Linked DNA regions of Homo sapiens: region 1 is linked to region 2. A link is a contact called in ENCODE Hi-C or POLR2A ChIA-PET data. All regions are on one chromosome and are shown on one strand. Each heading gives the region's core, a stretch centred on a gene start or an enhancer-like site at or near the end of the contact. The rest is flanking DNA. Distances are from core to core; before and after follow the strand shown.

The links. A loop is a pair of places that touch in the nucleus more often than their neighbours do. ChIA-PET counts read pairs that join two places held with the same protein, here RNA polymerase II (POLR2A). Pooled maps may share reads with other maps.
Region 1: a map of K562 shows a loop between it and region 2 (2.7-fold over the local background). The contact joins the promoter of KCNMB3 here to the enhancer-like site in region 2. A Hi-C loop is called at or near these places in 3 of 168 maps with a recorded cell type or tissue (B cell, GM12878 and K562), 13 of 37 single-sample maps with no recorded cell type and 11 of 50 pooled maps. POLR2A ChIA-PET finds 5 or more read pairs at or near these places in 4 of 52 experiments (CD4-positive, alpha-beta T cell, GM12878, H1 and 1 more).

Annotation. Positions count from the first base shown.
Region 1 is chr3:179,246,430-179,253,407 of GRCh38, forward strand. It overlaps KCNMB3 (potassium calcium-activated channel subfamily M regulatory beta subunit 3), which reads right to left and starts at 4,685. Exons shown (of 3, transcript NM_171830.2): 1 at 4,314-4,685. The coding sequence starts at 4,561.
Region 2 is chr3:179,011,862-179,019,132 of GRCh38, forward strand. ZMAT3 (zinc finger matrin-type 3) reads right to left here. Exons shown (of 6, transcript NM_022470.4): 6 at 5,362-7,271. Among named protein-coding and RNA genes, the nearest start is that of ZMAT3, 56 kb to the right of the region's middle. RefSeq lists an enhancer at 5,437-5,546. Within about 2 kb of position 5,575, at least 2 of the 41 ENCODE cell types and tissues checked have a DNase peak (open chromatin) inside an H3K27ac peak, as active enhancers do; they include B cell and GM12878, where a contact is called at or near this core.

The DNA.
Region 1 (6,978 bases), core at 3,435-5,934, 230 kb after region 2:
ATGTTCGAAAAGCAATATTTAGCTAGGTTCATAATGCACTCTCACTAATCTCTTTGACCAAAATAATCATTTTCCCTTATTAATATAACAAACTTGAGACACACTGTGCAGTTTAACATGGCCTCAAGGTCTGGGGTATAAAAATCACTAGATATGGCCAAAGAAAAAATACTGGGCAAGTGAAAATACAAAAGCGGAAAATAAGATTATTTCATAGACTTAGCACTGGCCTGCTTTTTCACTAAATTAATTTATATGTTTATTTTAACTAGGCATCTTGAAATAATAATTTAGAGTTACTTTTTTATCTGTTAGAACTTAAGCTCTCTAAATCTTGACCGAGTACTGAACTGAGTATGATTTGAATTTTCCTTAAAGATTTTAGAAAGCTTCAAAATAGAGTGGGACATTCTGTCCCATGCACAAGGCCCCGGTCAGAGCCTTTCAGGTGGAACCAGGGATGTATTTAGGGCTAAAAAATAAGCATGTTCCTTCAATAGCATCGGGTGTGTATTTGGCTACAGCTGTGACAAAATCCATCATCTGATTGAGGGATGAGAGGTTGAGGGAGTGGGGATAGGTATGAACTACGCAGGGCTTCTTAACTACCACCCTTTATGGAGCAAAACTACTCGCTGAGATGGCACAAGATGTAAGGCAAGAGAGAGATGAGAACTCACCACTCTTAGGCATTCACTTAATTAATTTAACCAAATAATTTCCAGGAATGCTTAGAAAAGTAAAACTTAATTATGAGCAACAGTTTGGTACCAGCTTGCAGAAGGTACCCTCAAGCCATCTCCCAAATATGTCACATTTTTAAAAATGATCTGCCTGTGCACACACACGGACATTTACTCAACATTCCCATACATTCAAACATTCAATCAAATTACATAGACATGTAATGCATATATATATATATATGATGAGAGGAAAAGGAGTAAATGAAAAAGAGGAAAAAAAGACAGAATGAAGTCAGAAGTGAGGTATAGCCAAGACAAGAGAATCGCTTGAGCCTAGGAGTTTGAGACTAGCCTGGACAACATAGTGAGATCCCACTTCTTAAAAAAAAAAGTTTAAAAAAAAGTGAGGTACAAACATGTAATCTGCAGACCATAAGATCCCTTGTAGTTATGAGAACCGAGCTACAAAGTTGCCTCTGGGTTTCCTAGCAGCCAAAGCAATGAAGGAAACACAACCAGATACAAGACTCCTGGCGTCCATTAAATGAAAGTAAGCTGGTTGATCAGGAGCAGCACAGCTTCTCCTGGTGCTAATACCAGAGAGAAGCTTCTTCTGGAATTCTTCCAACAGTGGCACTGTGTGCTATAGTAAATGGTGACTTCTACATCTTTCCCCTAACAATGGTAACCTAGGAATGGCAGGAGATGAATCATAAATAACAGAAGTAGGCCACTCTCTTCCTTTTTTATGACCCCTTTCCCTCACTGAACTCCTAGGCCTTCCTCTTCCACTCCCCCTGGGCCTCCTGTTGCTCTTTGGCTGTCCAAAAAAAAAAGGGCTGTCCAAAAATAAAGCAATGTCCAAAAAGCACCCCTTGCCTTCCTTTTACCCTGAACTGACCTGGCCCCAGAGTACCACATGTTGTGTGGGCCATCCTACAAAATTAAATAGCCCCTCCCCTTCCCTAATCAGAACCCCCATTCCCCTCATTTCAGCAAACATCATTTAGGTATTAAGAAGCAAGTCTTACGTCAGAATGACAGGCATATTATTTACCGGCTATGTGAACTTGGGCAAGTTACTTGGCCTTTCTGAGCCTCAGCTTTCTCATTTATAAAATGAAAACTAAAATAACACTTCCATCATGGGCTGCTGTAGGTTTAAGTAGGATAAAATATAGTATGTATTGAGCATACAGCATATACTTAATAAGTAGCAACTAAAGTTGACCCTTGAACAATTCAGGGGTTAGGGATGCCAACACCACACCCCCAAACCTGCAGTCGAAAATTTGCATATAACTTTTGACTCCTCAAAAATTTAACTACTGGTCAGGCATGGTGGCTCATGCCTGTAATCCCAGCACTTTGGGAGACCAAGGTAGAAGGATGACTTGAGCTTAGGAGTTCACGACCAGCCTGGGCAACATAGGGGGATCCCATCTCTACCAACAATTTAAAAATTAGCCAAGTATGGTGGCACACACCTGTGGTCCCAGCTACTTGGGAGGCTGAGGCAGGAGGATCGCCTGAGCCCAGGAGGTCGAAGCTGCAGTGAGCCATGATTGAACCACTGCACTTCAGCCTGGGTGACAGAGTGACACCCTGCTTCAAAAAAAAAAAAAAAAAACTTAACTACTAATAGCCTACTGTTGACTGGAAGCCTTACCAATAAACAGTTGATTAAGACATATTTTGTATGTTTATATGTATTATATACTGAATTCTTACAATAAAATAAGCTAGAATAGCCAGGCACAGTAGCTTATGCCTGTAATCCCACTGACTCAGGAAGCTGAGGTGGGAGGACTGCTTGAGCCCAGGAGTTCAAGACTGCAATGAGCTGTGATCACACCACTGCACTCCAGTGTCACAGAGCAAGACCCCGTCTCTTTTTTTTTTTTTTTTTTTTTTTGAGACAGAGTCTCGCTCAGTCACCCAGGCTGGAGTGCAATGGCGCAATCTCGGCTCACTGCAAGCTCCACCTCCTGGGTTCACACCATTCTCCTGCCTCAGCCTCCTGAGTAGCTGGGACTACAGGTGCCCGCCACCGTGCCCAGCTAATTTTTTTGTATTTTTAGTAGAGACGGGGTTTCAGCATGTTAGCCAGGATGGTCTCGATCTCCTGACCTCGTGATCCACCCATCTCGGCCTCCCAAAGTGCTGGGATTACAGGCGTGAGCCACCGCGCCTGGCCCAACCCCTTCTCTTAAAAAAATAAATAAATAAGCTAGAGAAAAGAAAATGTTATTAAGAAAATCATGGCCAGGCATGGTGGCTCACGCCTGTAATCCCAGCACTTTGGGAGGCCAAGGCGGGCAGATCACAGGGTCAGGAGTTCAAAGGTCAGGAGTTCAAGACCAGCCTGGCCAACATGGTGAAACCCCATCTCTACTAAAAATACAAAAATTAGTGGGCATGGTGGCAGGCGCCTGTAATCCCAGCTACTCAGGAGGCTGAGGCAGGAGAACTGCTTGAATTCGGGAGGCAGAGGTTGCAGTGAGCCAAGATCGTGCCACTGCACTCCAGCCTGGCGACAGAGCAAGACTCCGTCTCAGAAAAAAGAAAAGGAAAGAAAATCATAAGGAAGAACAAGATCATGTCATTTGCGGGGACATAGATGAAATGAAGCTGGAAGCCATTATCCTCAGCAAACTAATGCAGAAACAGAGAACCAAACACTGAATGTTCTCACTTAAAAGTGGGAGCTGAATGATGAGAACACATGGACACCTAGAGGGGAGCAACACACACTGGGGCCTCTCAGTGGAGTAGGGGGAGGGAGAGCATCAGGAAGAATAGCTAATGCATGCTGGGCTTAATACCCAGGTGATGGGTTGATCTGTGCTGCAAACCACCATGGCACACGTTTACCTTTGTAACAAACCTGCACATTCTGTACATGTACCCCGGAACTTAAAACAAAAATTGAAGAAAAAAAATCATAAGGAAGAGAAAACATGTTTACTATTTACTAAATGGAAGTGGATCATCATAAAGGTCCTCTCCCTGTCCTCTTCATGTTGAGTAGGCTGAGGAGGAGGAGAAAGAGGAGGGATTGATCTTACTGTCTCAGGGGTGGCAGGCACAGAAGAAAATCCATTTATAAGTGGATTCCCGAAGTTCAAACCCATGTTGTTCAAAGGTCAACTGTATCACTACATATATTGAATAAAGAACCTAATTAAAAGGAAGGAAACTAATATGTATTGAGCAACTACTATGTGCCAGGTAGACACTGTCAAACTCAAAAAATTCAGACTCAAAAAACTTTTATTGTGCTCACATACAAGGTTTAACTCTCTCTTGGAATACCAACATTTTAAGGGGAGGATTTATGACCTAAATGAAGAAACTATAATTTGTGGATTACGTGTTTGGAGGTATATATAGATTATGAGATGGGAGGAGGCAGTGCAGGGAAATATCTTTGACCTTCTCGCCACCTCTTCCTCCACACCCAGCTGCCCCCAGCACTGACAGCGGAAGAGGAATTGTATTTTTCTTTTTCTAGACCATGGCAGAGAGTCACAGATTGAGAAACCAAAGCCAGCCTCTCCTCCTTTACCGCTGTGCCTGGATCTTATCTGAATTGGAAACTCTAGATTTCCTTCCTCTGTTTCTTACCTGAGCATAAAAGGCTTTAGAATGGTTGTTCCGAGCAAGAAGAACATTAGGACTGAGAAGCCCATCATGGCAAACCCCAGCATCACGGCTCGGTCCTCTCCAGCACTGGATGGCAGCCTCTTGTGCACATCTAGTGGGTCTCCATCACTGTAGTCTGTCTCTCTCTTCTTCCCTGAGGCAGGAAAGGCTGTCCTTTGGGGAAAGGGAGAAGGAGATACTGCAGTGAGCTCATAAAGAAGGGGGAACATTTCCAATCCATGGGGACTGGAGGGATAATCTCATTTGCTGCCTACCTGTGTCTCGTGAGCAGGATGAATGCAACAAAATGAAATCCCAGTTCAGAGCTTGGTGAAAAGTCCATCTAAATAAGCTAAAGTGATGTGTAATCAAGTATTTTTAAAGATATTGTAGCAAACAAGCCTAAGAAATGTTGCCTCATGCAAGTCTGTAGAGATCTGTTTAATCAATAACTAGAGAATGTTGTATGTAAATAAGTGTTACGAACTTTGTTATCTTTCAGGGATATTGCACGTCCCTCCTGAAAATTTGTTTACATTCTCCTTTGAATTCCACATGGAAAGAATGACTCAAAAAGTTCACATTTGGAATTAACAGCGTCCTGAACAGGGTTTGACTTATTCTTTCATATTCACCTGTTGGAAAGGCAGCATATCCACCACCAGAATTTCTGGCCACTGCCCAGTCCACTCAGAATTATGAAGTTGTCATGGCTTCTTTGCTCCTCTCACCCTCCTTCTCCTCCTCTCTGGCCACTCATGGTTCTGCATAAGTGTCCCTTCATTTCTTCTCTCCTCTCTCCACTGTGCCTGCAAACCTGCTCCAGCAAAGGATGAGATACATTCTCGCAGGGCAGGGTGTCTGGTGAACAGAAGAGTCCAACACAAAGGTCGCAAACCGGTGGGCATGGCGGCATCCAGCCCACAGATGTGTTTTGTTTGGCCTTCTCTGTCGTTTTTTGTTTTTGTGTTTTTTGGTTTTTTTTGAGACGGAACCTCGCACTGTTGCCCAGGCTGGGTACGATCTCAGTTCACTGCAACCTCCTCCGCCTCCCAGGTTCAAGCGATTCTCCTGCCTCAGCCTCCCTAGTAGCTGGGATTACAGGCGCCGGCCACCATGCCCAGCTAATTTTTGTATTTTAAGTAGAGACAGTGTTTCACCATGTTGGCCATAATGGTCTCGAACGCCTGACCTCATGATCCACCCACCTCAGCCTCCCAAAATGTTGGGATTACAGGCGTGAGCCACTGCACCCGGCCTGGTTTATTATTATTTTTTTAATGTGGGATAACTTGTTAAGACCTTAAAAATCATGACATTTCTCATAAAAATGCTGAGTTCTGACTTTGGAAATAATCCCAAGATGCACGTCCCTGCAGATGAACAGCGGGCCCAGCAGAGCAGTGGCTGCCCCTGTGGAAGGTGTGTTCTCTAGTTTGCCAAAATCCCTCCACTTCCTACAGTGTCACTGATTTGCCATTCCCTGCTCAGTAGCCATTTGAGTTCCAGAAGTATCTCCATTTTAAGAAGCTTAATGAAATCTTAAGCCAAACAAATGCAGCACTAATGGTAGAAACACAGGCTCCATCAAGCTTCCTAAAAGCTTACTGCATTTTAAAGTCAAGCAAAAACCCCATCAAGGAAATTACTGGTTGTTTTTTTCCCACAAGCATAGTTTATGCCTTATCCCACATCCTTCCCCTTCCCTCTCCCTAGCTCCCTTTTCCCCCAGCAACATCTTTAGGTTCTAAAGCGAGTAAAAGGAATGTCAGACAATCCAGAATGTTCCAAGAGCCTGTGCCAGGAAGCACCAACCTCAGAAGGTGGGGCACTCCATGGTTAACACTTCTTTGGGACCCGAGGATCTAGTTTAGGAATTTTTAGTTGTCTTTGATATTTTACTCATCCCCTATCATCCTACCACCAGAGAAGGGGCATGGAAAAAAAATTTAATGAAATTTGAACCTGTACTTTTTTTTTTTTTTTTTTGAGATGGAGTCTCCCTCTGTCACCCAGGCTGGAGTGCAGTGGGGCAATCTCGGCTCACTGCAACCTCCGTCTCCCGGGTTCAAGCCATTCTCCTGCCTCCGCCTCCTGAGTAGCTGGGACTACAGGCGCCCACCACCACGCCCGGCTAATTTTTGTATTTTTAGTAGAGACGGGGTTTCACTGTGTTAGCCAGAATGGTCTCCATCTCCTGACCTCGTGATCCACCCACCTCGGCCTCCCAAACTGCTAGGATTACAGGTGTGAGCCACTGCACCCAGCCACATTTTCTAATTTATCAATAAATATGACAGATTGATTAAAAGAAAGTTTTAGCCCTAAAGTAGAGTTTGATGGTTTTTGTAGTTTCCAGGACCCAATATCCTGCATTTTCCCTTGTGCTCTAAAGCTGGACTTTAGTTGCTCTGTAGCGTAAGGTATCCCAGAGGTTTATTGTAAGATATCCTTGGAATCCATGGGTGAAGAGGCTTATAATGAGGTCGCTCTTCTAATGCATCTCTAATACATTCTTTAACATACCCAATTATAATGGTATGTTATAAAAAACCGGCATAACCCGATTCTGATCTAATTTAGGAATAAGACAGACCTGTACTGTCCTAGACAAGACTTTTTATTTATAATTTTTCTGCCCACTTTG
Region 2 (7,271 bases), core at 4,325-6,824:
TGCTTATCCCAATTTGTTTTGCTCCCTCTTATCTCAAAACTTCTAACCCAAATCTCTCCATAGCTACCAATCCTACTTTAATAAGTGACACTTCTGTGTTTTTTTTTTTTTTTTGAGACAGGGTCTCTCTCTGTCACTCAGGATAGAGTGGCACAACCTCAGGTCACTGCAACCTCCCCCTCAAGGCTCAAGTGATCCTCCAACCTCCCCCTCAAGGCTCAAGTGATCCTCCCACCTCAGCCTCCTGAATAGCTGGGACTACAGGCACGTGCCACCATGGCTAGCTAATTATTTTTTTTTTTTCTGTAGAGATGGGCTTTTGCCATATTTCCCAGGCTGATCTCAAACTCCTGGGCTCAAGCGATCCACCCACCTCAGCCTCCTGAAGTGTTGAGATTACAGGCATGAGCCACTGCGCCCAAACATTAATAAGCGAAACGTTCTAAAGTTTCAAGTGGGGGACTAAAGGAAACTAAGAAATGTTTCACTCCAAAATATACTTCTTTGACATATTTTGAGATGACTATTCAGAGGGCCTGCAACACAAGAATCAGCCTGCAAAGCTGAGTCTTTTACGGGGATTTGCATCTCTAGAGGAAATAAAGTGAAGTAAACAACAGATGCAAACAGGCTTTTTCTGAAGCCCCACCTTGTCCAGAACAAGGCAAGATTAACTGAGAGCCTGACACCTTTAAAGGTTTTATAGAAACATCTACCACAGGCTCCCATCTCTTTTTTTTTTTTTTTTTTTTTTTTGAGATGGAGTCTTGCTCTGTCGCCCAGGCTAGAGTGCAGTGGTGTGCTCTCAGCTCACTGCAACCTCCGCCTCCCGGGTTCAAGCTATTCTCCTGCCTCAGCCTCCCAAGTAGCTGGGACTATAAGCACCCGCTACCACACCCAGCTAATTTTGTATTTTTAGTAGAGACGGGGTTTCACCATGTTGTCCAGGCTGGTCTCGAACTCCTGACCTCAGGTGATCCACTTGCCTTGGTCTCCCAAAGTGCTGGGATTACAGGCATGAGCCACCGTACCTGGCCTCCCATTTTTCCTTTCTGAGGGCTGCTACCTGTGAGATCATCTGCATAACAAGACCACCTTTGCAGCACACCTTGCCTCTTCTCTCCTTCCCATAACCTCTCATGCCACCATAACCTGTCTTGACAAGCTTCAAGCCCCTATTCTTTCTGTAACCTCAAGATAGTATTAAAGAGTTGTGAATGGAAAATAAAATTTTGGGACCCCCTATTCACCATACCTAAGGGAAAAAGTCAAGCTTGAGAACTGAGTCACACAAAACTGCCTCCCATTTTGTTCCTCAACAGCTACAAAGATGAAAGACTACCTACATACCTCCCTCGCAATTTGCTCACGAGCAAATTTTTTGTGGGCCCTCAAGATCCTTACCCTAAAACAGTTCTGTTGAATTTCACCCTGACAATAACAAACAATTTATCTTCAGAAGAACGGGACAAAGGATAGAACCAGAAGTCATACCTCTGCTCACCTGAGACAAATGCATATTTGACTGCTTCCTCTATTCTGTTTACTTATCTTATGTAAAAACGTAGATTCACTGAGCATGAGACAAATGCCTCTACCCTCTCCTTTCACATGTAAAATGTGGATCCACTGAACGCTGATGAAATCTTCAAAAGATTGCAACTTCTTGCCTCTTTCATCTACACTTCTTTTCTCTCCTGCCCATGTTTTCCCCTTTAAATATGGAAGCACTCAAAATCCTCTTTGGAAAAAAAGTGTGGGCCACAGATTCTATTGTGGCTAGTGGCTTTTTTTCCTGGGTGTATCATCAACCTTGGCAAAATAACTCTCAGTTGATTGAGATCTGTCTCAGATACTTTTTGGTTTACAGCATCAGCTGTCTGGACATTTGAGTTTTTCATATTTTGTATGACTCCCATGCCCATATGTACATTAATAAATCTGTATGCCTTTTTTCCTGTTAATCCATGGTCAGTTTGTTTTACAGACTCAAATTATCAAAGCTTCAGTGAAAAAAATTAAACTTTTATACACTTTGCATATATAAAATAATTTATAATTTTCCAAGTCTTCAGCTATGTACACCTATGGTCACAGTAGCATTATTCACAATAGCTAAAAGGTAGAAGCAACGTAAGTGTCCATCAGTGGATGAATAAACAAAATGTCATCGATACATGCAATGGGATATTATTCAGCCTTAAAAAGGAAGGAAAGTTGATAAATGCTTGAGGTGATAAGATACCCCAATTACCCTGATTTGATCATTACACATTGAATGTTTGTATCAAAATGACACATGTACCCCATAAATACGTACAATATTATATATCCCTAATTAAAAATAATTTTTAAAAATGAAGGAAATTCTGATACATACTACGACATGGATGAACCTTGAGGACATTATGCCAAGTGAAATACGCCAGACACAAAAGGACAATTGTCATATGATTCCACTTATATGAGGTACCTCAAGTAGTCAAAATCATAGAGACAGAAAGTAGAATGGTGGTTACCAGGGACTGGGGAAGAGAGAATGTGGAGTTATTGTTTAATGAGTAAAATTTCCGTTTGGGAAGATAAAAAATTTCTGGAGATGGAGAGTGATTATGATTGTAAACTAAATGGTTAAAATGGTAAATTTTATATGTTTTGCTATTTTTAAGGGTTTAATTTTTTTAAATTATTATTACATAAATGTCCATCAATAGAGGATCAATAACAGAAATTTTAGAAATCATACAAGGAAACACCACAGAATGAAAAACAATGAAATAGATCCACATGTGCTGGTATGGAATGCTTGCCAAGGTCACACACACACACACACACATACACACACACACACATACCCCAAGGTGATGAACAGAACAGTAGGGATGGAATGCCTCCATTCACGTTACATAGACTTTATCTGGAAAAGACTCAAGAAACTGCTAACCGCGATCAATTGCCGCTGGGCAGGGGGGACATGGCAGCATGGAGTTCAGGAGTGAGTTCAGGACTTATGTATTTCGAAAAAAAAAAACAATTCTTTTTGAAAACAGCAATCTTCTAAATTATCCATAGTACTGAAAGAGAGGAATAAAGAAGAAATAACTAGATCCACCCCTAATACCCCAGTTATGGGGATCTGAATTTCAAGAGGTCAAGTGACAAGCCAGGGAACACACTGGTGACAGAACTGAGACCAGTTACCCAGTATGTACTTTTTCTGAATGTTTGAAATATTTAATAAAACTACTTTTTTAAAAAAGTCTCTTTCTTCATTGCTAGCTTATTAAAGCAGAAAATATTGTTTTCCCCAAAAATAAACTATGTTTGGGAAAATTTTAATATTTTATAGTTTAATTTTTATGTCAGCAAGATTTCCATGTTTGGTAACATTTGCCCTTGTATATAATTGTGTTTTTAAATTTTCAAGTCTTCTTTGATGAAAGATTTTTCTAGTCCTTTACTTCCTGGTTGGGGCCTTCATTGACCATTATTTTAATTTCCATGTTTGTTGTTGTTCACATAACCGAATATGTAGAGAACAGATTTTTTTAAACAAAATAGACGTTTTTAAATAATCACAAAAAATGAGACATTCACACATGCCTGTGCATATATATCTATCCATACATATATATGGATCCTGATTTCCAATTCAACACTTTCCCACTCTGTCATCCTTTACAGACTTAAGCTGCAAAAACAGTCCTCAGTATCTCTTAAAGGCATGACTTGTTTTATTTACAGATAAAAACTCATATCCTCCACAAGGTGGTTTTCAACCAAACATCCTGCTTTAAAGTTAGTTCACCAACCACAAACTGCTAACTGTAAAATCTAGACAGTCCACAAGGTGGCACTAGATACCGTTGGTCAAAGTCCATAACCTAGTAAGGATTTCTAGAAAACAGGGTTAGAGAGGTGCCTCTGGCATCAGCAAAGATGAAAAATTGAAGCTAATATGAAAGGCATCTTGTTCCTGTCTAGAGGGACAACTTCCAGCCAAAACACATTTGAAGCTCTAATTACATACTTAAAGATTTATCCAAAATGCCAAGCATAAGTTATAGACTGCCTATGGTGGAGTGTATTTCTTCCAGTGGCAAATTTACATCTGTTCCTTTGGACACACTTCATTACTAGCATATGATCATCTTAAACATGTTTCCATAAACTCCCTCCTAGTATACATTCCCCCTAAATATATATACACACATACACACACAGACTTGAAGATTAAAAACCATGAAATGTATTTTTAGGGGATTTTTTTTGGTAAGAACTCATAATCAGATCCCTTTAAAATAATATTCACGTTACACAATAGTTAACTGTCTTCATCTTTTTGTAATTCTTAATTTTCAAGTTATGAAGATCCCACAACTAAGAATTGTTGTGGTTTAAGCCTCAACTCAGATGATAAAAATCTTAAAACTCACATAAAAAGATCTATTTCTGATCTTTATAATCTTATATCAATTTATCATACATTGGGAAACTTTATCACCAGCCCTTTAAGAAATTATAAAGGATAACACCCAGCATTTGATCTTGAATAGATTTTCAGCCAATGAATGAGCCTCAGAAATGCCTTTAAAAAGGCTGAAAATCTGAAATCATTTAAGACTTTTTTGGTGCATATTATCATGGCTTTTTTAAAGCTAAGAATCTCCTGGAGATGATTTAATAAAATGTGCTGATGCCTTGAGTACTTTACAACACACAAATTCAGTGTGATCTATTCACTTCATTCAGAAACATTTTTTGTGTGTGCAGACCGAAGAATTTTTCCCACAACAGTAAGGGTATGTGTCTTGCATCCTGATTAATTAAAGCATAACAGCATCTTACAGCCTATAATCTACTTTTTTAAGTGAGCATTTAAATTCAAAAGTACACTGTATACAGAAAACCAGGCTGTTTAAAGGACCACATCTCAATTATATTGCATATATAAATTGATTATATTTGTAAGAGTATTTTACATGTAAAACACCCCCAAAAGATTAATGGGTATATGCTTTTTAATAATGTGTTTATTTCCAGCAGTGTTTATGGTACTAAGGCCAACTTTCTTAAAATTTGAAGGGAAAATAAATATTAAAATCTACCAACAAAATTGAGAACTCACTCCAGTCCCAGGCTAACTCCAGTGATGGGGAGAACGGGCAGTGTGGGCAGCTAGGTTGATTCTACTGCCAACCTAAAAGCTTACAGTACTTGCATGATTTCCAGAAGACCATGGCAGACTGTGTGCAGACTGATGAATGGAGAACCCACAGTCATCGAGAATCGGCATCAAAATAACGTCTCAGTGATGACAATTTACCTTCTTCCCTTGATCTTCAACTCATAACCAAACAATTTTCAGACAAGACTCAGAAACCGTTTTATTAAACTGGAACACAAAATGCGTGTTATAATAATGTCAAGCCTTTATCAGAAATCAGTACATAAGTGAGGATACACAGCCAAAATGAGCCATCAACAAAAGCAGTATAAATTTTAAATAAGTTTCAGATTTCTATACTCAATATGCTAAAGAAAATAAAACCGAAAGAGTAGTTTCAATTTCACAATTCACAGTTGATTGGTTTTAATCCCATGACACGTTTGTCATTCTGCAGCCCCAGAACACAGACTTCCAAAGCAGTGACTGGCACTCCGACCCAACAGCATACACAGATCTTAAGCCTCTGTATGACATTTAGAGAAAATTTTAATAAACAACCCTAATTACACACAGTTTGGGCTGACATTTTTTAGCTATATCCTTTATCAAAGATAGTTCTAGTGAAATAGCAAAAGCAGTTTTAAAAGTTTGCCATGCCATTCAATAAAGGGTTCTAAAGCCTCCCTTGGTTTTACATTTTATTCTCTAATTTAAAACAATAACTGCATTAAAATGCAACCTTAATGGTGAAAGCAAAATCGGTTTTGCTTCTGAATCTAGAGCATATTTCCAAGGAGAAGCAACTTATTGTCCCAGCAGATATATGGAATGCTTTAAAGCAGGATCTGACATACTCCAGTAAGGCATTTCAAAGCAGACACATCATACCCAAACTAAATCATTATGGTCAGTCAAGGATACCACAGGTGAACACCAAGTAACGCAGAGTTAACGTGAAATTCTTACAAATGACACACGATTTACAAAACCCCAGAAAGGTACTCAGGTACCAAAAGAGGGCAGAACAATGACCAGCCACTCCAAAAGAGTTTTGTTCCTATACATGCCATATTTGCAGAGTAGAAACAAACTGCCCTATTTGCGCTTTGCCCTAGGATAATATCACTCATTCTGACATGTGGAGTTACTCTTCCTTAAAAAAATATATCATGTAGAGAATACACAAATAATAATAAATGATATAGAACATTTATTATTTTCACTAGTGAGGGGGTCACTTAAGCACTTACAAAGACTTATAAATGAATCATGAAGGTCATCAAAATGCAAAAACATCCAATAAATGTTGCATTATTAGTATTCAACAGTGCAGCAAGATTTTTAGCAACTGCGTCGGGCTTAATTTGGAACTATGGCCATGAGAATATGTTTAAGTTCAAAGAACTGCCAGATGTCTAAAAAAAAAAGTGTAATTAGTAAAAATATGGATTTTCCCTCCAAGGGCCCAAAGGAAGTGTTCAGTTACTTTGGAAGCCATGAATTTTATCAAACACACACAAGAATATGAATCTGGAACATTTCAATTCTGATTCAATTCTACCCATTGAATCTTCATGACCTGGAGAAAGTCACTTAAAATTCTTTAGATTTTATCTAAAGAATCTTATCCACAAAAAGTGGGCATAAAAATAAAGGCATATGTAAAAATAATTTTTTCTAAACATGACTACAATAAAGCTAAAGATGGTTACTAAGGCTTACAATTTCAACAACTCATTGTACAGTACAATCATTTTTAATTCTGCTAATTATAGCTGGAGGAAGTGTGGATAATTACAATTCTCAAGGAATTCAAATCAAATTCTTTAGAAAAATTAATAGTTTCAACTTACTAAGCTACTTAATCTGCTCTCCTAGAGTTGTTTAAAACAGCTAATTATATAGGGGTTTGACCCTTTACTCCCCTCTACCTTCTGGTAGAGCAGCTGAAAGTAGTGAAAGGAGAAGTGACAAGAGGGAGAAAAGCAGCAACAGATTGAAATGAGGTATTCGCTGATTTCATAAACCCCAATCAGTAATTTACAGTTTTTTGAAGAAGCTGCATAGTTTGGCAAAAATACATTATCAGAAGTGGGGAAAA